Linked DNA regions of Homo sapiens: regions 2 and 3 are each linked to region 1. The links are chromatin contacts, found by Hi-C or POLR2A ChIA-PET in ENCODE. All regions are on one chromosome and are shown on one strand. Each heading gives the region's core, a stretch centred on a gene start or an enhancer-like site at or near the end of the contact. The rest is flanking DNA. Distances are from core to core; before and after follow the strand shown. Region 1 has its middle 58 kb from the start of KCNE4. Region 2 holds the start of MRPL44 (mitochondrial ribosomal protein L44). Region 3 holds the start of SCG2 (secretogranin II).

What was found. Hi-C counts contacts between places; a loop is a spot of excess contacts on that map. ChIA-PET counts read pairs that join two places held with the same protein, here RNA polymerase II (POLR2A). Pooled maps may share reads with other maps.
Region 2: a loop to region 1 is called in a pooled map, with 4 times the contacts of the local background. The contact joins the promoter of MRPL44 here to the enhancer-like site in region 1. A Hi-C loop is called at or near these places in 2 of 168 maps with a recorded cell type or tissue (posterior vena cava and sigmoid colon) and 3 of 50 pooled maps. POLR2A ChIA-PET finds 5 or more read pairs at or near these places in 1 of 52 experiments (Caco-2).
Region 3: a loop to region 1 is called in a pooled map, with 2.5 times the contacts of the local background. The contact joins the promoter of SCG2 here to the enhancer-like site in region 1. A Hi-C loop is called at or near these places in 5 of 168 maps with a recorded cell type or tissue (IMR-90, MCF 10A, dorsolateral prefrontal cortex and 2 more) and 12 of 50 pooled maps.

What each region holds. Positions count from the first base shown.
Region 1 is chr2:222,993,075-222,996,021 of GRCh38, forward strand. No RefSeq gene overlaps it. Among named protein-coding and RNA genes, the nearest start is that of KCNE4, 58 kb to the right of the region's middle. Within about 2 kb of position 1,422, at least 19 of the 41 ENCODE cell types and tissues checked have a DNase peak (open chromatin) inside an H3K27ac peak, as active enhancers do; they include dorsolateral prefrontal cortex and sigmoid colon, where a contact is called at or near this core.
Region 2 is chr2:223,955,964-223,958,910 of GRCh38, forward strand. It overlaps MRPL44 (mitochondrial ribosomal protein L44), which reads left to right and starts at 1,500. Exons shown (of 4, transcript NM_022915.5): 1 at 1,500-1,688. The coding sequence starts at 1,510. RefSeq lists a silencer at 1,275-1,344 and an enhancer at 1,415-1,584.
Region 3 is chr2:223,600,823-223,603,769 of GRCh38, forward strand. It overlaps SCG2 (secretogranin II), which reads right to left and starts at 1,539. Exons shown (of 2, transcript NM_003469.5): 1 at 1,463-1,539.

The DNA.
Region 1 (2,947 bases), core at 172-2,671:
AATGACTTAGCATAGCTCCTTTCTCTGTCCTGAAATATCTAGGCCTATTGCCCACTTTTTAGGACCTAGCTTCAAAGGAGCAGAGGTGAGGGAAGGGGCTTATCCCTCATTTGAAATAGGAATATGGACAAAAATTGGTTAAATAAAATGTCCAAGGTAGGTGTGGTCAGTAATTATCCCTGGAGAGGTATTTCTGAGATGAGATACCAGAAAGGGATAACAAGAAACTTGAGGGGTATAAAAAGAGACAATGGGTGATGGTGTTCATAGGAGACTTTTAGTTGCATTTTAGGGACCGACAGACAACAGTTCTATTTCAGCTGCTAGCTGATAATTTCCTGATTCCTTCTTTCACTGATATGGTAAGGCTCTCCTTCCCTAGAGTGCTGGTCTTGATGAAACTGTCTTCATTTGCTCCTTTTTAGAGATGTTTCAGTTCTTTCTCACAAAGGGAAAAAAAGATAATTGAATATTAAAATATTCAAATGTATGGTTTATCCCTGGGATAACTAGACTCAAAATCTCCAATTAGTAGGATATTCTGACCAGACCATATTATCCTTTCATCATCTAGCCAGCTACACATAGACACGAGGTCATATTTTCCTGGTCTTTGGTACTTTAGGAGCTTTACTATTTCAGAAGTACTTCAGAAGCAGGGATTCAATGAAATACATGCACATACACAACACACATATGTACACACCAGCCTTTTTCATGATTAGGATTGGTATGGAGGAAAATTAGGTAATGTCTCTCATTCATTTATGAAATATGTTTTGAGCACTTCTATGAACTAGCTTTTCTACTAGGAGCTGGGATACAGCAGGGAGTAAGTCAGAGGCTCTTTATTTGCATGTGGTTCAAAAACCGATAAACATCAGGCAAATAATGCAAATCTCTATTACTCCTACAATACACTATTCCAATTTAATTTTTTTTCCCTCTGTTTTCTGTTGTGGGAGTCCTCAGGGTCTTGGCAACTTTCCAGTTCTAGAACAGATGCATGGAAGGCACAGTCAGGGATGTGTCTTAACATCGATTCATCTCTGCCAGACAACTGGATGAGCCAACGGGTTTCTTGGGAGCGTCTGTCTCCCTGACCACATTATGAAAAAGCCGATACCCACCCTAACCAGGACGCCCATTCTGTTGACTTTCAGCACTGCCCTGGTTTCAGGAAGCATCTGTGGTGCTTTTGCCCATTAGCGTTTCATGCTGTCTGCCCAGTGTCCATAGATATGATGGGAAGACCACCTGGTCAGAGGTGGCTTGCTCTGTCTCACAGTGGAATCCTGGCTTCTCTCTCCATCTTGTTTATAAAGCTGCATCTGCTCAGTCTCAGATGAGAAGAGGACACGAGGCAGCACTGCTGGCAGCTCTTAGTCACTCTGCAGAGAGTTCTGGTAATTTTCCTCTGTGAGAAAGGGGGCTGGTTGCCAGCCTCAGTCTGTGATTCCTGTGCTGTTCCCTCCAGTGTCAGCTGATGAAATAAGGCCTTTTGATTTCCTTCACTGTTACATTCTCTGGCAAAGAACCACCAGGGAAATGAGACTAGGAACTTTCAGGCTATCCCAGGCAGCTGAGAAGTATTCATAGAAACAAAAATATTAGATTCGTTAAATATTAAGTGCCAAATCACAATGATACACTGGTGCTCATGAATGTATTACGCATATGTAGATTTGAACATAACGTTTGCACTTGTATGTTTTTCTCCCCAGAAGTTTGCATCAGTTAGGAAAGAATAATATTCCCTTTGCATTATCTTGGCTCTTTCTGGATGAAAAGCAAAAACACCATTTAGCTCTTGGCCCAGAGGTGTTTCTCTTCTGTACATTTTTGGGGCAGGGTTTTCTGAGGGAATGTGGGCCTTTCATTTCTTCTTTATAATCCTATATTCCAATTATTGTAGAAGCCTTTCCTCTTGGAAGATGTGGGTTTAGGGTGTCTAGCACTGCACACCCTGGTTGAAGTATTAAATCTCTCATACTTTAGATTTGTGATTCTGGTGGGACAATTAATTATAGGATCCTCCTCCTTTCCTATAAGCTGCACAGTATAGGCCTGGTTAATTACAAATTCCCATTTTCTTGACCACTCTGATGATACAGGTAAGAGCCTGGTACCTGAGACGGACCAATCTTTCTTTAGGGTTCTTCTGTTTGGAGCTGGAGCTCTGAGAAGAAATCTTGCACTGGGCTTGAGAACAGGAAGCACACTAATTAAAAATCTACTTCACCACTGATACGTTTGGCTCTGTGTACCAACCCAAATCTCATCTTGAATTGTAGTCCCCACAATCCCCACGTGTCAAGGCTGGGACCAGGTAGAGGTAATTGAATCATGGGGGCAGTTTCCCCATGCTGTTCTCGTGATAATGAGTGAGTCCCATGGGATCTGATGGTTTTATAAGTGCCTGGCATTTCCCCTGCTTGCACTCATTCTCTCTCCTGCCACCCTGTGAAGAGGTGCCTTCCACCATGATTGTAAGTCTCCTGAGGCCTCCCAAGCCATGCAGAACTATGAGTCAATTAAACCTCTTTTCTTTATAATTACCCAGCCTCGGGTATTTCTTCATAGCAGCTTGAGAATGGACTAATACAACCACCATACAGAGAAAGTCTGTCTATGCCACTGAAGAGTACTTCCAAATAGAGAAAATCAGAGAGTGGGCTGGACTGGGAGGCAGAGGTTTCCTCATTTATGTTCCTAGACACAGTCAGCAACGGAACTAAAAATGTCCTACCTAATTGATAAGGTGAAGCAATGTGTTCCTTATAACATCTCTCTGTTTTAATATAACTTTGCTGATCAGAAAGGAAAAGGCAAAAAATTGAATCACCACTAAAGGACTTATCCATGTGACCAAAAACCAACTGTTCCCTCAAAATGATTGAAATAAAAAAAGTCAAATACTATATAACATTAGCAGAATAAAACATTG
Region 2 (2,947 bases), core at 250-2,749, 960 kb after region 1:
TGCAAATGATGCTCTCGTTGTTGTATGACTGAGAAACTCTCAACACAGAGACACCTCATTTTAACTTAACATGATTGTGCTACAACTGGCTTAGATTATTTTTCCTAATAAATGAAATTCTACAGAAATGACAGTTCCCTGCATTTTCTCCTAATCCATTTATTGGATTGATGTTCCATGAATTTTCAATACTTTACATACATTGAAACAAGAAGGTCAATCGTAACCTCCTTTCACCCCTTCTTGGAGAATTTCCTTCAACCAGAAATCCATCAGTTTGTTTTTTGGTGTGTGCTCAGCCCCTCTTTTGCTCTCTCCCTCCCCAAAGGGAACCCTTTTATAAGCTGAGATGAACCATTTAGATTCTCCCTTTTGAAATGGTCAAGCTGAGAAACCCAAATTGAGTTCTATGATCCTGGCACTGAAGATTCTCGGGCTAAGTCATAACATGCTTTGTGGTCTGTGTTTCAGAGAGATGAATGTAGGTGAGCTGTGTCTGGGGAAGGGAGGAAGGTACCAGGCCAATTACACTAACCACGGAAAGAGGTGAGGAGAGCCACCAGGTACCTGCAGTGGAAATAAATGGAAAAAGCACTTGGTGGAAACTGCACCGAAGAGGGGGTTTGTCGAAACAAAAACAATCAAAGACATAGGAGTTCAATCTGGGTGACTGCTGGGGACACAGATGCCTTTAACAAAGAGATCACAGAAAGCATTGCCCCTTTGAGGGTCTAGATGTTCAGCAGGCAACTCAAAACTGGGAATTCAAACAAGCCTCCCTTTGTGACTTAATATGTTCTTTTAAAAATTGTACTGTATTAACAGTTTGGTAGGAAAGCAATAGAATTACATTGTTAAAGAGTGTTAACATAAAGAAGGAAGAAACTGTAATTCCCCTATTACCGTTTTATGTTTTTTTCCAGTCATTTTCCGGATGTTTAAAAATATGTACTATTAGATTGCTTTTAAAGAAAAATTTTAATTTTGGATAAGCCAACATTTCTGAGTCTAGGGTTTCCAAAACTAAGGCTTTTGGAGGCGTGCTGGGTCAAAAATAGAAGCTCGGTAAATACTTGCTCAGTAGTGGCCTAGAACACTAAATATAAATTAAAAATGTTTTCTTTTTTTGAGGATTTAAATGTTTCCTTAACCTGAAAGCGAAACAGATTTTTGTTTGTTTTGCTGTAACGAGAGAGGAAGGAACAAGAGAGTGACAGGGTGAAGCAACTTCTCCCAGAAACTTTTGGGCGCAAACGCCCTCAAGTCCGGATCATTGGAAAGTAACTCGAAGAGAGGAGAGAACTAGCGCAAGCGTAGCCTCAAGGCGGCCGCAATCACCCCGCCCCGGGGCTGTCTCCGCCCCTGCCCTCTCTCAGTCGCCCCGCCCCGGGGGCTGTCTCCGCCCCAGCCTTCTCTTCGCGTTCCGCGTTCCGGGTTCCGGGGGAAGTGTGTTACGGGGACACTGGCCCGACTACTTTCGTTCCGTCTTCCATCGTTTTCTCTCGTGCAATGGCGTCCGGGCTGGTAAGATTGCTGCAGCAGGGACATCGCTGCCTCCTGGCTCCAGTCGCCCCCAAGCTGGTCCCTCCGGTTCGGGGAGTGAAGAAGGGATTCCGCGCCGCCTTCCGCTTCCAGAAGGAGTTAGAGCGGCAGCGCCTTCTGCGGTGCCCGCCGCCGCCCGTGCGCCGGTAGGAGCCACCTCGGGAAGAGGTCTCAGGGTGGCGGTCGCAGACACTGGGTCTTCTTCCCGCGGCGTCGTGTCTGCGGCTGATGCGCCCCTGGGTTAAGCCTTAGGAAGTTTGCGATGGAGACACCCGTGAGCTGTGGGCGCGGGGCCTGAGGCAAAAAAAATGGATTTGTGCCGCGGGCGGTAGAGCTTCGGGCTGTTCCCGACGTTTTGAAACTACCATTTAGGATTTTGGCTACTGAAAATTGGGAGAAATGGGGCTAACTGGAGGGTCTTCCTTATGTGGACTTGGATGTTGTAGTCCCCGTTTGTAATGCCTGAGAATTCCGATAAGCGGGAAGAAAGCAGCCCACAGCATCGTAAATTAAGGAGAAAAAAAATTAATCTACAACCTGAATTCTGCTGTCTAGAGTAAAAGGAAAAAAAGTTAGCTTTAGATTTTTGCCCTAATTAATGCTGTTCTGGTAACAGGTTTGGCAGAGAGAGACACAGGTTTTTATAGCTTCAAACCAGATCATACTTTACATAATTTAAATTCCTTCATCTTGCTTTTTCTCTTTAATAATGTGTGTTTGACATGTTGTCATGGTATTACAAAGATATGTACCTCACTCTTTTTTATGGCTCTGTATATATGGGCCTATGAGCTCCATATTATTGCCATTAAAACCTATGTAACAGCGCGTAAAGGGGACGCATGTGTAGTATGAAATTTTGAAAGCTATTAGTACTTTAACATTGCCCTCCAAAAAATGTTGATCCACTTTGTACTCCTACCAGTAGGAACGGTCTTCTAACAGAGAAGATTATAGCAAAAAATAAAATCTCTTCTTAATTCCCATTCCCTTGTTTATTATAAGATTAAGTATTTTAGGCTCTCAAAGGTGGAAGAAACTTTATGGGTTGGACAGATTATATAGGTGTATATGTTATATGTATATCTTACGACTTTCAACCTAGGTTTTCATACTTTGCTTCCCTTTGTTTCTTAAAGGGGTTTTATATTGTGTTACGTATAAGTAATCCAGAGATGACTTAAAGTATACAGGAGGATGTGCATAGGTTATATGCAGATACAGGTATACCTCATACATATTGTAGGGTTGGTTCTAGACCACGACAATAAAACGAGTCACATGACTTTTTTAGTTTCCCAGTGTATACCTAAGTTATGTTTATACTATTCTGTAGTTTATTAAGTGTACAGTAGTAGTGTCTAAAAAGCAATATATGTACCTTAATTTAAAATACTTTATTGCT
Region 3 (2,947 bases), core at 289-2,788, 610 kb after region 1:
TCCAAAATATTTATTATAAATACATGTTTACTATAAGTAATTTTATTCATAAAATAATGAGGTTCAAATAAAAATACATTATGCACTCTTGTTTATATTATTTCAGGATTAATGTAGCTTTGGTAATCAACTTTCAACATTGGCATTTGAAATAATAATCTTAAAAACCTTACTGAACTTATTTTTTTTGAAGCCACAATACTGAAATAGTCTTAACATGTGGATTATATGCTCATCTTTAAAATCATTATCTTGGAACTGCACTTTGCTGTAAAGTTGAAGCAGACTACTCATTGCAGTTGTTTAAACCACAGCCTAAGAAGTGCTACCCTTTGCTTAACTATTCAGCTTCAGTTTGAATGACATAGTTATTGCCTTTGAGTGAGACCCAAAGGATTCTTTTCCCAGGTAGCAGCTCTTTCAAGTAGTAAAGATGTTTCAACAGCTCTACTATTCTATATGGGGTTTGATTTAAAATTGAATTTTCTGAAATCCAAATAATTAGAACATTATTTTTCCCCTGATAGCTATCATTAAAATCTCTCAAGTTAAAATGTCTTTTCTGTTGAATTCAGGCTAGAGCATTGACACATGCAGGTGACTATATGTAATTTAAGCAATTCAACTAGTTGGGATACAGAAAAAATGAAATACTTGTCCCAGACAAAATCTTTAGCAACATATTGAACATCCTCTTTAAATCAAATTATAGCAATAACAATAACAATTTACAAAGTTATGAGTATTTTCATCATGTATTCAAAATGATCATTTCTCTGTAATTCATGGTCACAGCCAAATTACAACCCAAGATAATATTTTGCCCTGGAAAAAGGAAGAATCCAGTGTTCAGGAAAATCCTAAGTTAACATCTTAGAACTAAAATTAGGAGATAATAATGTAAGCTCTTTCAAATATACAAGTTCAGAAAAGAATTTTATGTGGTTAGTTAATTCAGAGCTCTTGTAAGATAAATATCAAAGAAAAAAAACCTAGTTCCAAAATGGGTTGCCTTTATGACTAACATGCTTGACAGCCTTTGTATCATTGGAAACCTACTGTTAAGAATATTAAACATATAAATTATACCCCTGGCTTCGTATCTGGCTCTTAGTGGCAGAAATAATAAATTTTGGAAAGAAACAAGATATTGGGCTTGGTTAACTTTACATTAATCTGTGTATTGACACTAAAATCCTTAACTTTTTCACTCTTTTTTATATGATTATCTAAGTAACATTCTGGTTAGTAAATATCCAACATCAAGTAGTATAAAGCATAGACCCGATCATGTATATACACATATGTAGTGTCCTTACATTGGCTGATGAGCAGCAGGTTGCTATTCAGTTATCCTATCGACATAAGCTTGCCAAACAGTCTTTTTCTTCTCAGCTAGGAATTAAAAGAAGAGCATGCAATTTGGAACTTTCCAATAAATCAAAGAGAAAAGCAGCCTTACCTCTTTTTGTTTATATGGCAGAGGAGCTCCACAGCATATTCCTCCCCGTTCTCCGGGCGAGCTTCTCGGGCCGTTTCAGCACACGGACAGCTCCTCTGCTTATAGGGAGCCGCTGCGCCTGACTCCGCACTGCCACACTGACGTCACCGGGTTCAGCCACAAACCCCAGCACAAGCGAGGTTTTTCAAAGAACCAAGAGAAAATAATCACTTTATATTTAAAAAAAAAAAAAAAGAAAGAAAGAAAAGAAAAGAAAAAAAAGTTGCATGCTTACGCCACCTGTCTTTTTGTGGCAAAAATTGCAGTTTTCCTTTTTCTTTTATCAAAATCTTTGAGACGGAATAAACTGCTCTGCACGATTTCTCTTACAAAGAAAGAAATGTGTGTCAGACAGACATGGCTAATTGCAAGACAATCTCATCTATGTTCTAGCAACTTGTTATAATAGTTTCTTGGTGTCACTGTTGTAATTGTTGTCGTCGTTGTAAGAAAGTTTTACAGACAAGGATTATTTTTTCATCTTTGCCCACAAAGAAATTACATTACCATTTCCTGTTATAACCAAGATGAATGGAGGACACATTATAAATATGAAAGGCCATATTTCTTATCATGACCACAGCCATCATTCTTTTAAAATCATATTTATTTGAATAAAACAGAGAGTTCTCTCTCTTTTATATGAGAGCCAACTTTAATAGCTTATATAGTTTTTTAAATGGGTATTTATCAGACTTCAAGCTTAGTAGCTAATAATTCTTTATATCTCTGTTACTGTCTTTCACAATATCTGATCTCAGAAAGGGAAGCTCAGAAGTTGAGTGCTGATGAAAATACTTTCATCTACTTAAAAAAAAAGTCTTTTCACTGTTTGGGAAAAATGTGACACATACGTAACTAGAATTCATTTGCAATCGAAAGGAAGTTGTACTATAAATATTTCCCTTCTCCTGTTGAATCAGATGAGTTGAATACCTTCCATGAATGTGAACAATCCAGGGAATAATACAGCAATTAACTTTCAACCTCTCAGATTTATAATTCATAATCATTCCTCTGCCTTACCAGATAACCTGATTATATATTTCAATAATTTATATGGATATAAATTTTAAACTTTATTTTATTAAAGATATGAGTTTCTAAAAACTGTATATGTTGACATATACTTTAAGAATGCAACAGAATCTTGCCATATAAGAGATCCCATGTGTTTCTGCTAAATGAACAATCAGCCACTGACTCAATAAATTGTAATACCTACTAGGTGCCAGATACATTGCTAAATGCACAATTGTTAACTAATACAAAAATAAGTGATTTTTTTGCCTTTGATGAGCCTTTCAGCTAATGGGGATGACATGCAAATAAACACATAATTTTCATATAAATTGGAAAGCATCAATAGAGAGGTTAGCTAGCAGTGTTTGGACCATTTGGATAGCCAATGGGTTCAACCTAGAAATTCAGGGGGAAACAATGTCC